2 separate regions of the Homo sapiens genome follow, and region 1 is linked to region 2. Evidence: chromatin loops called from intact Hi-C (ENCODE). Cell type or tissue: PC-9. All regions are shown on one strand. Each heading gives the region's core, and the rest is flanking DNA. Links, peaks and the distances in the headings are about the cores only.

Region 1 (8,332 bases), core at 230-8,229, 320 kb after region 2:
GTCATATTCCCCCAGTTAGATACTCTCTAAAGACAGAGACCGTGTCTTAACACGGTCGAACCCCCAGTCCCTAACACAATCCCTGGCACAGACTGAATTCTCCATCAACACCGTCTCACTGAATCTGGTTTCTTTGCCAAAAACTTTCCATGGTTCTTCTCTGAAGACCGTCCAAACCTTCAGCCTGACTTTCAGAAACATAGAAAGGCTGGTTTAAACCTAGCTTTGCCACCTTAATGGCCAATGAATGGCACCCGCCCCCAAAATGGGCTCTGCCATAGTGAGTGTTCACCTCTCTGGAGCACACCTCACGCGTGTCCTCCCACTCCTTTTTTATCACCATGGCCAAAACACCCTCTCATCTTCGTGTTTCCTAATTTCACTCTAGTTCTCCCTCAACTCCCAGCTCCAGTGCCATCTCCTCTCGAAGTCCTTCCTTCCACCCCAATCAGCTTCTGCAACCATCCGTGATCCTTTGCTACTTCTGGAACTTCTCATGTGTGTATATCTCACTTTGCTAATTCAATGTAGGTAAGCCCCCCTCCCTGTCCTGCTGCACATGCACTTGGACCTAGGAGCTCCCCAGTAAGAGCTGCTGACTGGCTGATGTAGGTCATGTGCTGCCGTGGAGGTGACTGTGCTGGGTGTGCCAGTTTTGGTTACCGGGCTGTGGATGCGTGTCTCACACAGGCCGCACCTTGAAGGGAGGGCCCCTGAACCTAAGCAGGAGAGGTTCAGTCATCCCAGTCCTCCCCCAGCTGCTCTGCCTCTGCTTCCTGATCGCCTGCCACAGGGCACTGGGTGGACTGCCAGAAAGACCCTGCCACAGCTCGCCCAGGAACCAGGACAGACCCCGGTGGACGAAGGGCCCCGCACCTTGCAGCCAGCGTCCTGGTGCTCAGAACAATCCAGGCATCTTACAGAACACCATGGTTTGCTCAATCTGTAGGCAAATAGTTACTGTCCATGGGAAAGTATTAGGAACCAGAAAATCATGTTTGTTTTCCTTCTCATTATAAACTTTCAATGGCTCCCCTCTGAATACCATCTAAAGCAGTAAGTAACCTGGTATTTGAGACCTTACACATTTTTATTCAAATCTGTCTTTCATTAATGGGATACTGGCCAAGGCCACCCAGCCTGTACCTTTTACTCATTTATAAAGAAATGGAAAATTCCTTACTGAATGAGTGAATGAATAAATGCATGCAATGGTGGTTGTCTTACACTTTATATAACACGTCCTCTGGATTTACTAATAAAAAATGCTGTAGGCCTCTTCCAGCGGCTTTCCCTCATCCTGGTCTGCATTGCAGGGGCTGTGGCTGCAGCCAACACTGAAGACTGCACGGCACCTGAGGAGACCAACATCTTGTCTTTCAGAGACGAGGGTGATGTCATGAGTCACTTCTTGGTCTTTCCCCTCTCTCTGCGCATGTGGTGTCAGCCGTGGTGCCTGCCAACCCGAAGACAGGACTTGCTACATACGTCAGCAGTGGAAGAGAGCCGAGTTACCCCGAGTTACCAATGGCGAATCCCTATGGGTCCACAGCAACTTCAGTCCTTGCCTCCTCAGAAGAAAGAATTCGACTGAGGGGCGTTAAGGCAGAAAAAGAGAGCAAGTTTCAGAGCAGGAGTGGAAGTTTAGTTAAAAGGCTTTAGAACAGGAAAGAAAGCAAAATTCGCTTGAAAGAGACCCAAGCAGGCGCCTGAAGGTCCAAGAGAGAAAAGAGAGCACAAGAAGACAGTAAAAAAGAGGGTCTTTAACCTTGATCCTGGGACTTCATAGGCTTGCCTCTTTCCCAGGATTCTTCCCTTACAGGGTGGGTTTCCCGCATGCGCAGTGCTCGCCATACCGTTTGGAATGGAGCATGCGCAGTGTGTTTAGGGAGGTCCACGCAGGCCCCTCAGGCTTTCTTCCCTTTTCTGGTGGAGTGGTCATCAAACGTCATCATTTTTTGTCTCTTAACACGCATGCCCAGGAAGTTGCTTCTCCCTGGAGCCTGCATTCGATTAACAGTTTGATGTTAACAGGTGCGGACCATCAGGAAATGGTCTCTTCTGGTGCGGTGGAATTGTCATTTTTAGAGAAGCGATGCGATCATTGCCGAATCATCACCCGAGATTTCTAGTGGGTGATGGAGAGACCTCTCTTCTGCCCCTTTCATGCCTAACTACCTGTAATACATAGAGGGGGCTTGGCTGGGACTTTGGAGTGAATTCAGGGAAGCTGGCCGTGCACAGCTCGGTAGACCACTGAGGATGAGACTTGAGGGTCTCTGGGCCTGCCGGCGGCCCATTGTGGGCAGATCAGTGCGAGGGATCCTCACACTCCGGCTATTACAAAGCTGGACCTTTACCTCTGCTTAAGCAGAAAGAGGCCTGAGCGGGTGACTCATTCTCACTCATCAGAGCATCCGCAGGGCTCCAGCCCTGCCCCAACCTCCCTGTGTCTACTGGGACAGCCTCAAGGCCAAGGGAAGGAACTAAGAGGAAAAAACTCTAGTTTTAAAAACTGAACAGAATTGAGGAGGAGCCTCCTCAGGACCGGTTCTTTCCTCCCCCACTGGCCTCTCTCACCTGCCACCATCAACTTTTAGTCCCTTGAAATGTTCAAGCTGTTTGTCATTCCCTGGGAGCAGCTAGTCCACTGAGCTTCTGCATTTGGGGCTGAGTGACAAGAAATCAAAGGGACGAAATGGGCCAACTCCCTAATCTTACCTCCCTGCATTAAAGTGGAGAATATATGGGAGTAAATAAATGGAAAATACACAGTCAGTTCTTTACCATCACAGTCAATAAGGCAGAATCACTCCAGGAGGAAATGCGGTCTGGGGGACTTCCTTCATCTGAGACACCTAACCTGGGGACAGCTCGGCTCTGTGTCCCACCTCTGCCACCACAGACTCTCTGCCCACTCACTTCTCTGTATTCCCCAAGATCTGGGGTGCTTCATTTGGGTTCCTGGAGAAAGGAGAAATATTTTCTACCTAGAGTGAATATATCTGGTGTCCTTCCAAATAGCTGCAGCCCATGCATTTTTAATAAGAAGGAAGCCCTGATGAATGTCACAAAGCCAATAAATGTGGCCACCACCACGGTGGAGATGTCGTTATACAGCTGTAAAGTGCCTGCAATGTGCAGGGCAGAGCAGAGATTAGACATGTTGCCCACCCAGTGGGCTGATGATCAAAGTGCCTGTGTGTTTCTGTAGGCATTTCCAGTTCAGTTTACATTTTAGAAGAAAATAAATACACTCAGACAACCATCTCCTGTTCTTCTTCTCCCTACCCTCCACCTTCGATAATGGAATAAACTTTTCCCTTCCCCCTCCCTTTTATACTAAAACAGTTCCTTGGAGGTATCAGTGGGGCTGCTTAGGGGCAAAGGCCGCGGATCCCAACTCTGCACCTAGAAACTGGCTGATCCTTGTGACCCGGTCAACTGGGACCCAGTTGCAGCCAAACCTCTCTTCACTCGCCAGCAAGACCTGCAATTGCTCAGTTTCATCCCAGATCCCAGTGGTTCTAGCTAGACTCAGGCCAAAGACTACTTGGGCCTTGTGATGAAAGGCCTTTGGGAAATTAGCACTTTTCCACTGGATTATTGGAGCTGCAGCAACTTGCCTACCTCTGGGATTCTGTTCAGTGCCTGACATCCTGAAGGTTTGCCTGGGCTCCTCCCAGCCCTAGTCTAATCCTGAATGAGCTGGCACTGGCTGGGCAGCCTGGCCTCACCTGGGATCCCTGTTTGGCTTGGCCTTTGTCAAGGAGGCCAGGAGCCTGAGGAACTAGAGGATTAAGCAACAGCTTCCCAGGGGCGAATTCCTGCCTAGCGCCTGGTATCTGGTTTCTGAGCCAAGCAAGGGTGGCTCTGTTTCTGCTGATTCCTCATCGTGGTTGCATGCTACATCCTGATTCTCTATTCCTGCCTGGATATTCCTCCCCAGAAGGAATTAAGTCAAGGGCCCTGAGAGCTGCAGGCCCAGATGTAGCTCTTATATGCAAACACTTCCACTTCTGAATTCTCAGAAGTTACTAAGACCCCTTAGAGCCATGCTGGGGTCCTGTTAGCTCTTCCTCTGGGCCCAACTTAATTGACTTGGCCCGGTGTTATTTTAGACACCCGAAATAGGCAAGTGCTTGGTATCAGGGTGGTTTAAATTTCAGAGGGGCATGGCATGGCATGGCATGTTTGAGGCTGGGACTTATAATGCACAGATAAGAGCCTTCTTTGTTGCTCTAACAGTTTTGCTCATCTTTACCCACCATGTCTCAGATCACCCTGTGGGTGTTGGAGAGTTATGTCTGATTGTTTTTGCACACAGGTTGGAAATGTATGAAAGATAGACTGAATTTCTTGCCTCCTTCCCTAGAGCAAACCTAATAGCTCAGACTACAGCAAGCTGCTGATGTTCTATCTCTGTGAACTAGGAGGTGATAAGCTGAGGAATGCCTGCTCCTATCCCCATTTTTACCTGAGATCCCAGAAACTGGCATGCCCCGTACGCCCTGGGTTTGCCAGGTACAAACCTGTTTAAGCCTGTCCTGTTATACACATGAAAACACCCCCTGCTGTTCTCGAAAGTGAAAGCTGGACAATGAATTATGGAGTTGCCCTGTGTATAGAGGACATCCCATTCATTCTAGCTGTGTTCTTTCCAGACTACAGAGAGCATGTTATGGCTGGGGAAGTTAGGGCTGAGAAAGGGAAGTGACTTGTCTACACTCACATAGTGAGTCAGTAGCAGAACCGTTTAAGAGAATCCAGGGGCTTTGACTAATGTGCTACTCACTCCTGACACCACCCTGGTAAAGGGAGTAGAAAGGACAGGAATAGGTCAGTTGACAACATGTGGTGGAGGAGAGAAGCCTGCGTGCCTATGCATGTGAAATGACGTTAGAAGGCTTCCAAAAGGGCGGGTGCAAAATAATATTGCACAGTGCAATTGATCCTTAGTGGGAGCTCAGGAGCTGTTGGTTGATGAGTGAGTTGATAAGCTACAAGTGCCCACAGGGAGAAGGGAAACATCAAGCAGGATGACCAGGGGGTGCTGCAGAGAGGAAGCAGTGAACTGCCCGCAGCTGGCTGAGCCTGAGCCTGTGATGGGGCCAAGGGTGTGCTGGCACCGTATGGGCGGAAGGACCCGGGCTACCTCTAAGTCTACTGAGGCGTTATTTACCAAGGTGAGGGTTGAGCTGGATTCCGAAAAGGAAATCTGGTAAGGAGAAAGAGGCGAGCCCAGCGTGAAGGAAGGAGGTGTAGGGAGAGTGGGCAGACGAGACGGCCTGGGGCAGAGGGAGATGGAAGAAAAGAAACAAAGAATGTCTGCCCAGCATCCTCATTTTTTTGGTTTTCCGGGAAAATGGTGAAACTCTTGCAAGTGGCGATTACAGAGGGCGGGAGTAGGAGAGAAACCACAGTGATTTTTTTTTTCAGGACCGAAAAAATGTTTTCCCCAAACTAAACAAAGTCAGATTGAGAAATGCAACGTAGTACCTTAGGGACCTGGTGGCTCATTGCTACGTCTTGCCACAGGCGCCGGCCTCAGATGCTCATGGCCGCCTGGGGAGGGGAGGAGGACCCTTAAACTTTTCAAGATCCAAACAGTCATGGTTCTCTTTTTGCAAAATAGTTTTTGTCAGCCTCTTGTAGATAGTGGTGGTCGCACCTTTTGTGAACCACAGCACGACATGTGCCTGGATGCCTCTTCCCCACCTGTTACCTGCCCAGGGAGCCTCACCTGCCTCTTATAGGACAGCTTCATAGCCTGTGACTTCAGTGTGGTCCTCTTACACGGAAAGCCCCCAGTGATGGCTGGTGTTGTTACCTAAAAGGTCATTTCCCTCAGATGACACCAGTGCTTTAGGATCATCAAAGAAACAAAGGAATCTTATACTTACAAGATGAAACTCTGCCTTCAAAAAGGGAGATGCGGCCAAATTCTTCAGGAAAAACCGGAGCTGGGGCCTGGGTGGTCTTGCTGGTATTCCTTCTTTTGTGATTAAATGAAGCCATTCATTTCAGAGCTGCCTTAAAAAATGTAGGAGTCATTCAACCTTCTTCAGCAAATTATACTGATTTTAAATGAACAAAAAAGTCAGCGGCCCTATTCACACACCCCCACCCCTCCCCCATCAGAAATAATGTATCTGATGATGAAAATTACCAACAGCCTGAAAAGAAAAAATCATGGCAACTTCTCAGTTGCACATCGTACTTTCACATTTCTATTTATGTGAAATTCTTATTCTCAACCATCTGATTTTTGTTAACGTTAGGGATCTAGATCTAGTCAGGTCTTGTGCCTGCACACCCCTTTAATTAGCGTGATAACTCAAATTGCTTTCTAATTGAGATGGCTGTGCTTCTGATTCTTATCTGTGGAGCTGGAGGCCTTGGGGCCACCTGCACAGCCCCATTGGCTGAGATTTTATCTGCTAGCACTGCCCTCTCTCCCAGGACTCTGCTGGTCAGGGGCTGAACTCTGAAGCTTCTCCAACCTCAGGTGGAAATCTGAGTTCTTGCCCAGCCCAGAATGCTGGGGGATCTCAGCAGCCTGCCTGGGCACACAAGAGGAGTGGGTGCTGAGCTGGCACAACAATTCTATCCTCCTGTCCTCACCCTGGGATTTCCGATTTGCTGCAGGGTGTGGGAGAACCCAGCTCCCACCTCTGCTAGCTGTGCATAATTACTGAGTGGGGAGGGCATCACTGTCTCAGACAAGAATGAGGGGCTGGCCCACAGTCTCTGCACTTCTCAAGTGGTCTCCGGAGGCACCCGAGGTGGCTGGCTACGATCCTGGGACCTATGTAGTCACTGGTGCCAGTGTCCATGCTGATGACTCTAGCGGCCACCTCTGTCCAGGCAAGGGCTGAATCCCGGCACCAATGTAACTTTTTCCAAGCAGCCTAGATTAGGCAATTGAAAAAAACAAAAACAAATTTTATACTGAGGTAAAGGGACCTTCAGTATAATCCTAGCTTTTATCACATAAATAGAGGTAGGGGGTACCCACCCCACCAAACCAAAAGGATTCATGACACAGTGCAAAGTGCCATGTGCCTTCACAAAGAGAAGGGTCACGTCAATATCAACTCCTACAGCGATTCAACTCTACAGAGACAAATGGTGTTTTAAAAATTCCATTTTATTCATTGGTAGTTTTTCCCTTTTTAACAAAATTGTCTATATTTAAGGCATACAACATGATGTTTTGACATATATATACAGAGTGAAATCGTTACTACAGTCAAGCAAATTAACATATTCATCATCTCGCAGTTATTTTTTGTGTGTGTATGATAAGAACACCTAAAATCTACTCTCTTCACGAATTTCCAGTATACAATATAATATTATTAACTATGCTGTACACCATACCTTTAGATTTATTTATCCTACATTTGCACCCTTTGACCTCTCCCCACTTCTCCCTCTCCCATCCCCAGTAACAGCCATTCTACTGTCTCTTTTCTACTTATTTAACTTCTTTTTTAGATTCCACATATAAGATGAATCACAGTATTTTTCTTTCTGTGGCTGGCTTGTTTCACTTAACATAATGTCCTCCAGGTTCATCCATGTTGTCAAAAATGGCAATATCTACTTTTTAAAGGCTGTGTAATATTCCACTATATGTATATATATGTGCATATGTGTGTGTGTGTGTGTGCATAAAAGCATACTGATTAAGGAAAATGTTCAAGCCATACTGGTCTGTGGTCTGAGTTAGACCATGATTGTATCCTTTCCTTTGGCTGACCTTTACAATCCCTCAATAAGTTGTGCTAACACAGGGAAACTGCTTTTACCAAATCCCTGTGATGAACAATTTCTTTATCCATCCGTCAGTTGATGGACACTTAGGTTGCTTCAATATCTTGGCTATTGTGAATAATACTGCAATGAACATGGGAGAGCAGGTATCTCTGTAAGGTACTGATTTAATTTCCTTTGGGCATATATCCAGCACAGAGATTGCTGAGTCATATGATAGGTAGCTCTATTTTTAGTGTTTTTTTGAGAACCCCCTGCAATTTTTTCCATAATGACTGTCCCGATTTATATTCCTACCAACAGTGTATAAGGGTTCCCTTTTCTCCGCACCCTGTCCAACACTTGTTATCTCTTCTTTTTGGTAATAGTCATCTTGATGGATGTCAGGTGATATCACATTGTGGTTTTGATTTGCATTACTCCGATAATTAGTGATGCTGAGCACCTTTTCATACACCTGCTGGCCATTTTTATGTCTTCGTTGGAGAAATGTCTGTTCAGGTGCTTTGCCCATGTTTTAACTGGGTTATCTGTTCTTGTTGTTGCTTTTGAG
Region 2 (8,332 bases), core at 149-8,148:
AGAAAGCTCAGGGGCATGTTCCCTCTCTGTTCCTCTAATTTGGCTTCCTTACTTAGGGGTACAGTTTCGGGCACCGGGAGTGTTTTGAGGGGATGGCGTGGAGGATGTGGAGACTTTCACTCTCATTTGGCAGGGTGACACTATCCCAGGCATAGAACACCACCCGTCACCGCACTGCAGCTGGTGTGGCCTGTGGCAGGTAGCGCTGTCCGCACAGCTGACCTGAGATGCTGCCTGTAGGGGGTTTCAGTTCTGCTTTGTGACTGTGGGCTGCTGTGAGCCCACTTTGGGAAAGGGCTCACAGATGGGGAAGGCCTGGATTTCATCTGGGAGTGCCTCACCTCTCTGCACGGTGGTTCTGCTCTAGGAAAGAGCTGGTGGGCCTCTGTGGGCATGAAGCAGTGGCCACGTTAGTTCCCTAATGATCTCTGCAGCTCCGTGGGAGATAGAGATGGGAATAGGCTGTCAGCTCTGGACTCGGCTTCTGGACTTGGTATGCCTGGAGTTTGTTGAGTCCTCTGGATTCGGGGAGCAGTTTTGATGTTCATTCAATTCATTCATGATTGATCCATCCACCTATTCACTCACTCACCAGGGCTATCATTTCATCATTCAATCACGTTGAGATAATGTCTCTCCCACTTTTTCTCTCTCCTGCCTGGCACAGTGCCAAGCTTCTGCCAGGGCTCTGCACATTTGTTTACATCTCTTCCTGCTCTGCTTTTGTTGTGGTTGAATATCTAACCCCCAGGACCTCAGAATGTGACCTTATTTGGTGATAAGGTCTTTATTTATTTATTTACTTAATTTTTGATACAGAGCCTCGCTCTGTTATCCAGGCTGGAGTGCAGTGGCGTGATCTCAGCTTACTGCAACCTCTGCCTCCCGGGTTCAAGCGTTCAAGTGATTCTCCTACCTCAGCCTCCCAAGTAGCTGGGATTACAGGTACATACCACCACGCCGGGCTAATTTTTGTATTTTTAGTAGAGACTGAGTTTCATCATGTTGGTCAGTCTGGTCTCGAACTCCTGACCTCAGGTGATCACTTCAGTGATCCCAAACTGCTGGAATTATAGGTGTGGGCCACTGTGCCTGGCCAAGTGTGAGGGTCTTTAAAGAGGTGATTAAGTACAAATGAGGTCACGAAGATGGGCCCTAATCCAATATGACTGGTGTTCTTCTAAGAAGAGGAGATGAGGACATAGACACACACAGAGGGAAGCCCATCTGAGGACATGGGGTGAAGATGGCCATTTCCAAGCCAAAGAGAGGCCTCAGAAGAAACCAACCCCGCCGGCACCTACACCTCACACTTCCAGCCTCCAGACCGTGAAGAAGTAAAGTTCTGTTGTTTAAGCCAGTCTGTGGTACTTTGTTATGACAGCCCGGGAAAATGAATACAGCCTCTCAACACGTTCACTGAGCATATAGCCATCTGCAAGTTATTCTAGATGATCTACAGATGAAAGTAGAGAAGTACAGGAAAAGAGGAACGGGAACGAGCTCATCTTTTCTTCTTCATTTTCTCCTCCCAAACCCTCCCTACTCAGCCTCTCCTTACCTCTACCCTCAGCAGAAAGCAGAAACTTAGGGGGAAATGAAACAGAGTGCTCTCCAGCAGATGCCGCCCTACGGAAGCTCTGGAATAGAATGGAGACCCTTCAGTATAGAATCAGAAGCATCATTTTCTTTTGGCTGTCCCCCACTCTCCAAGTTTGTTTTTAGCTCACGTGTATACACACTCACGGCCAGAACACACACATGGCCTGACGAAGCAGCCGCATGTGTGCATCTCAGAAAGACTGGGAACAGGGACCCCAGCTGTTGTGGACACGCTGTGACTGTGTGGCTGGCAGTGTGTTTGCCAGTGTTTGCCAGTCCCAGCTTTATGGGGCATGGTGGCTGGAAAAGGCTGCAATAAAATGATTCTCTGGGGCACGAATTATGTCACTTTTTGTCCTTTGTGTGCAAAAATGATGGCAATGTTGTGTTTCCACACAATTGCTACAGGACTGTCCTTTGATTTATGGCCCTGGAGGATGGCTGTGTGCTCTGATCTCTTTATCTGCAGGAATCACCAGCTCATTTCATTCTGAAATCATCTTGGGATCTCTGGAAACACCCCCCAGTCTTCAAACCTGCTGCGCCTATTAACAAGCCAAGCCCATTTAAAACAGGCTCAGTATGGAAGACTCAATATTCCTCGTTCTTCTACAGTATCTACCATTTTGGATCAAAGACATTTTTCACCACTCAACACAATAATAATCCTGTCCCATTGGTCGTTTTGCAATCCTGGCTTAGTTCGCTGATTTTAAAGGGAACTGGGATTCCAAGAGCTCAGTGTTGACCAACGGGTCCCGTGTTGCATAGTACTGGGTCCCCAGAGGACTTTGGCCAAGATGTGACTGCCAATGTGGCTGCAATCAGCTTCTTTGTGCATGCTGGGGAGTGAAATTTGCACATCACATTCACTTTTCCCTCATATCCATAGTGGTGTTTCTGAAGTCTCGTGGCATTTCTTCATTTAACGTTGATGTTAAAACAAGCTTCCCTTTCTTTTCTATGTCTATTCCAGTGATGTTCTGAGGGCCAGCCCAGCAAGAGTGTCCCAAAGCCTGGGTATGCTCAGCTTCTCCTGCCCCACTTCCTCCTGCAGTGCCTTCCTTTCCTGGCCTCCATTTCTGCCCCTCGGCCCTGCCTTCTTCCTCTTGCTCCCTGCTTACTCCCAAGCAGAATCCTCTTATTTGATGGGACCTAGGGTGTGCCCTACTCCTGAGGTTAGCTGCGTTTTAGATGAGTGCCTCCTGAATATCCTAAGCTTTCAAAATCCAAAGAAATTATCTCCCAATGCTTGAACGGAGCCAAGGTTTTCTACCTGGACTGGTTGGGCAGACAGGTCTACTCTGCTTACTTACATAACCAGGCAAGGTGATCTGCTGGGTTCTAAGCTGCACCCCTTCCTCGGTGTGTGTCTGTCTGCATGTTTGGCTGATGCGCAGACGCCTTCTCAGGTAGGTCTGGGGTGATGCAGGCTCCTATCACTCAAGGGTATGAATCTTGCTGCAAATGGAGACTGATGTGGGCTCATGGTGCCATCTCACTGCCACCTTCCCCTAGCCCCAGAGCTATATTTACTAGTTAGCCAATAAAAACAAACAAATACTACAGGTCTACACGCGTTCAAACCCTTGCTCTCTTCTACGCTTTCATTTCATAAATGTTGGTACATCCAGAGAACGGAACTGAGCCCACAGCCATGTACAAGCTTTTCAGTGACCTGATCACTTCCAATCTGCTCTAGCCAATGAGGATTCAGAGCAGTGACCCTTAGATAAAAGGCTTCATTTGGCATGAGTCATCCGTGGAGACATCCAGCCCACTTGGTCTGTGTTAAGTGCCTGGTTCCTGTAAATATTGACAGTTAGAAACCATCCCAAGAGCTACCATGCAGTGAACTGGAAGGTAATCTACACGAACATGACCACTGATTAGGCAATGCTCATTGTTTGCTAAGATTCAGCCACTGATAAATATCACCCCATTATCTCTCTTCCCAATAGCGGCTCATTTACTTGTGTGTGACTCATAGTTGGTATTTTATGGGGTCTGATTCAGCAAGGAAAGTTTGCTGCAACAAAGAATGACCTCCAAGGCCACTTCAACTTCTAGAATACTGGCTTCTCAACAAGAGTGGCCTGGAAAAGCTAAAGGGGGAGTCTTTATCATCAAGGAACTAAAGGGGGTATGGAGGGATATAGAGCAAAAGAGTGTTTGTCACCAGTCAAAGCCGATGTGTTAAAACCCACTTATCCCCATAGCCACACTTCCATTACAGTTTATCTATGGATGCCAGTGACCTGCAAGAGGCTCCTTCTCCTTGTTCAAGTCACTTTGGGCTTGTTAGCTCTATCTCGAAGAAGGGGCAAGGATAAACCTCTACCCATGCAGAAGCTGATTTTACCTTTTGCTCTTCCTTTCTGACTGCTTAAAATAAATGTATCATTACCTGAATGTCTACTGATGCTTTCCAGTGGTTTTGACTGCTTGGTTTATTGAGCTTTACTATGTGCAGGAACTTTGCATTGAACCCTAGTCTTTATGAATGCCCTTTGTTTGTTTCCTACATTTGCTGTGGGCTGAGGGTCAGAATCAAGCTTTTCAATAGGTGGGTTTTGAACATGGGCCTTTGGCAGACTGTGTGCAGCTGAAAAGCGCTGTCCTGAGCTGAGGGTGAGCGCGCGCGCGCACACACACACACACACACACACACACACACACACGACCATCGCCCTTTTGCATAATCACTTGGATTTACTCTGTGTTGCCCTGAAGTAGGGGCTCTGCTTGTGTGGACCTGTCTCTCCATGCAGGCCAGCACAGCGCCGTGAAGGAGGCATGGATTACCTTAATGGGAGCCATCTCTTTGCCACTATCTATGTGACTTTGGGCAAATTACTTAACTGCTTTAAGCTCAGGTTTCTTATTTGTAAAACAGGAATAATGATACCTACCTTGACGGCTAATGTGAGTAGAGGTAATGTATTTAACACACATGGCTCATAAAAATGGCTCAATAAATTGCAGTGATCTTCAGCACCAAGCCACTGTAAACATTGTTTCTGCCAACAATAAAAAGCGGCCTACCAGAAGCCAGAAGTGCTATAAACACTGTATTAGCCCATCAAGGAGGTATTATTATCCAAGGCTTGGACTCCAGCTGGCCAGGACTAGAGAGCATGCACTGGCTGTTACCCGTGCCACCTTCCAGGGACACTGGAGGTCATGACTGCGTGTGTGTGTTTAGGGAGGCTAGCAACTTGCTGTGTCAGGTGGCCACGAGGGCATCTGCTTCATCTTTGCCCCCATCACGGGAGCACAGACTGGTCTGTGTGCTGTTAGCCAAACAGCTTCTCAACGCCCTTGCTAAACCACCTGGCAGTGGCTAAGGGCTCTGTCTTTTGTTCAGGTTGATCACACACCTGCTGAGTTGCAGAGTCCAGTGCGTTCTGGAGCTTATTCATATTCCATATTTTTAATGGCATGCCCATGGGTGGGTAATAGGAATCCAGTCTGTTGGGATGTATGGGCATGGGGGTCCAGGGTCCGTGAGGAGTAGGCAAGAAGCTCAAGTTGACAGCCAACTCCACTCTGTCCTGGTAATCAGAGGGCAACGAGCTGTGTTCAAGCAGAAGCTCCTCCTCCAAGGTCCCTCCCACCTCACCCCACTCCACCTCTCAGGGAAACATCTTACATGAGAGGGGGATATTTCAAATGATGCCCCTGGAGGATTATTTTTATTAAATGTACACCTGTGGTGTCAGGGCTGTAATAGCATGTTTGGAAGAAAGAATAATTCAGTAGAGCAATGGTGTAGACCATGAAGGAGGGAGAATTCCCCTGAAGTGACCAAAAAATGACTAAGGTGCATTTCCAGGAGAGGAAACGTGAGGTGGAGGAAAATGATCCCTGTGACGATGTTGAAAACAGAGCCTGCTCAGCCTTAATAAACCAGAGCTGCTGCGAGGCACCAGCGCTTCAGTTGGGTCAAACCAAAGTTTCCTGCTCTTCTCATAAAGGTGAGAGAAGGTCCGTGGAGGCCACCAAGGACAGGCCCGTTGGCATCACTCTGGCTACCTCAGTCCCTTAATGTCCTGGAAAACTGGAGTCTGCTTCCTCAAGAGCCCAGCGGTTGCCCAGTAAGGCTGGGGCCGGAAGCACAAAAGAACCGCCCTCGAAGCCTAGGGATGCCAATTCTTCCCTTCCCTCCCGCAGTTTCTGCGGGAAGGAAGGAGCAATGGGAAGGAGGTGGCTAGGCCAGCTTTTGCTGCCTGGGATCAGAGCCATTCCACCCTCGGCCCCCTCAGGGTCTCTGCACGGTAAGTCAGCAGGAGAGCAATTGTCTCCTCTCAACAGTGACCGAGGCGGGCAGAAACTACAGTGGAGGTCAGACTTAGGCAGGCAGGGCCACTAAAGAACCCACTTTGCCAGCTTGGAGTTACACATGGGTTGCTCTTGGTTGGATACATCTGCTTCAAATCTTCCTAAACCCTTCAGGTCCAGGATTTTCTTCTCTGGTGCCCCAAAGAGTCGACATACCCTTAACCTAGTTCCTACTTCCTGGGGTTGCTATGAGAACCAGCCGAGATGATGTGTGTCAGACACTCACCGTGTCCAGCACGTGGCAAGTGTTCAAGCTCGTTACCGAGTGTCATTATCATCAGTCATCATGTCAGACTCCTGGTTTGGGTTTACACTTTAGAAGTCTGTTCTCTTCCAAACTGATCCAGCACCAACCCCATCCACCCCCGAGAAAGTTTCAGCTCCTTTTTGCTTTGTTTTCTAAACCAATTCATTCCTGTAATTCATTCACTTGCTCATTTGTTCATCCGCCCAATCCTTATTACATTGGTGTGAAAGTAATCACGGTTTTCACCATTACCTTTAGTGGCAAAAACCCCAATTACTTTTGCACAACCTAATAAATATCTACTGTGTGCTACGCTCTTATGTGCTTATGATGCTGCTATGCACCCATCCCTCCCCCAATACACACACACACACACACACACACACACTTTCTTTTTCAGGTTCCAGGTCTCATTTCTGAGTAGATTCATGTGACCTTGCTCCATTTTCTCGTGCGTGTATTTTTTTCCATGGCAGATACGCTTTTCACATGAACCTGGTGTCTGCAGCATTTACAGCATTTAGAAGCTTTGGTTTACAAAGTGCTCTAAAGTTTACACTTTAGAAGTCTGTTCTCTTCCAAACTGATCCAGCAGCTCTACCCCCATCCACCCCTGAGAAAGTTTCAGCTCCTTTTTGCTTTGTTTTCTAAACCAATTCATTCCTGTAATTCATTCACTTGCTCATTTGTTCATCCGCCCAATCCTTATTACACTGGTGTGAAAGTAATCGCGGTTCTCACCATTACCTTTAGTGGCAAAAACCGCAATTACTTTTGCACAACCTAATAAATATCTACTGTGTGCTGTGCTCTTATGTTATCTGCTTATGATGCTGCTATGCACCTATCCCTCCCCCAATACACACACACACACAAGCACACACAGACACAGAGGTTCTTTTTCAGGTTCCAGGTCTCATTTCTGAGTAGATTCATGTGACCTTGCTCCATTTTCTCGTGCATGTATTTTTTCCATGGCAGATATGCTTTTCATATGAACCTGGTGTCTGCAGCATTTAGAGGCTTTGGTTTACAAAGTACTCCCTGTTCTAAGGTTCTCTGATGCCCTTGCTGTCTAGATCAGGGAAGGGATGAGGGGGAAGCCAGTACACCCCACATGGAGAAAACCAGGCCTATGTGTACTCTGGGCCCCGCTCCTTTCTCTGCCTGCCTGAAACCACACTTGCAGTCAGCACGTCAGAACCCGCGAGGTCAGGATAGATTCCTGCTTTTAAAGAGCTGCCTGGGCAAAGAATGTGAGAGTCACATTACTCTAGAGACCAAATGGCAATTCACAGCCACAAAGGGAGTGGCCCACTCCACCAATCCTCACCCTGTGACTGTCGGGCCAGACCCCTAGGGTGTCCACGGCTGCCCCTGTTGAAACAGTGGGGCTGACAAAAGCAATTTGAAGGGGAAACAAAAGTACTGCAGGGTCAGGTTACAAATGTTTGCCTAGACTTGGAATCCTTATTCTAGAAAGTTCTATGCTAACCCATGGGGGCAGCTGTTGCTGCCTTTGATGAGTAGAGAAAAACAACTCTAGCTGAAGGGGGGTGAGGGGGAGCAGAGCCAACAGAAATCCTGGCTCAGCAGTCCGGGATGGGTCCCACAAATACAGTAGCCAGGGAGCAGGGCGCATGCTCTCCAGGATCCGATTTCAGGCCAGCTGGAGCAAGAATGTGTTCTTCGCCACAGGAAGAATGTTCCCTCAGACAGAGCTGCTAACCGGGCAGGATGGAGGGAAGACCATACCGCCAGTGGTGGTGACTGCACTTCCCAGCAGCCTTTCCCCCTTCCTTTCCTGGGTAGCATGTATTTTTGTGTTGCCAATTTACCCACCTCCCACAATACTCTTCATTTTTTAAAATGTGGGAATTTTTCTGAGCCTGTGAGCTATGTTGCAAAACTATGAGCACATTTCCACAGTTACCCTATGTCATCTGTCTCTTTGACATAAAGAGGGAAGGAGGAGGGTGGAGAGGGAAAAGGAGGGAGAGAGGGAAAGAAGCAGAAACGCGAGAGAAACATTTTGCTGACGTCAAAGAAGACCACACTCTACAGGATAGCATTACTTGTACCTCAACCACCCACTCTCTCTAATTTACTAGAAACCAAACGGACTGTTTAGAAGCCCTCAGC

The links. A loop is a pair of places that touch in the nucleus more often than their neighbours do. Peaks named below come from ENCODE experiments on the same cell type or tissue, not always from the same donor. Only the 100,000 strongest peaks of a DNase experiment are listed, where the experiment ranks them.
Region 1: a loop joins it to region 2, with 4 times the contacts of the local background. A loop is called at or near these places in 2 of 110 quality-filtered maps.

Annotation. Positions count from the first base shown.
Region 1 is chr1:234,653,805-234,662,136 of GRCh38, reverse strand. LOC101927787 (a long non-coding RNA gene) reads right to left here. Exons shown (of 4, transcript NR_125944.1): 2 at 6,673-6,911; 3 at 5,904-6,029; 4 at 1,213-2,003. LOC124904554 (a long non-coding RNA gene) reads left to right here and starts at 4,940. Exons shown (of 2, transcript XR_007066950.1): 1 at 4,940-5,186. RefSeq lists an enhancer at 4,365-5,564. In PC-9, for the core only: no CTCF peak of the experiment used is centred there; DNase peaks (open chromatin) are centred at 2,506, 3,816, 4,796 and 6,446; H3K4me3 peaks cover 5,236 bases; H3K27ac peaks cover 6,357 bases.
Region 2 is chr1:234,970,429-234,978,760 of GRCh38, reverse strand. It overlaps LINC03108 (long intergenic non-protein coding RNA 3108), which reads left to right. Exons shown (of 2, transcript NR_186308.1): 2 at 1-4,020. Among named protein-coding and RNA genes, the nearest start is that of LINC03108, 6.2 kb to the left of the region's middle. RefSeq lists an enhancer at 7,581-7,740. In PC-9, for the core only: no CTCF peak of the experiment used is centred there; DNase peaks (open chromatin) are centred at 670 and 3,430; H3K4me3 peaks cover 1,055 bases; H3K27ac peaks cover 6,330 bases.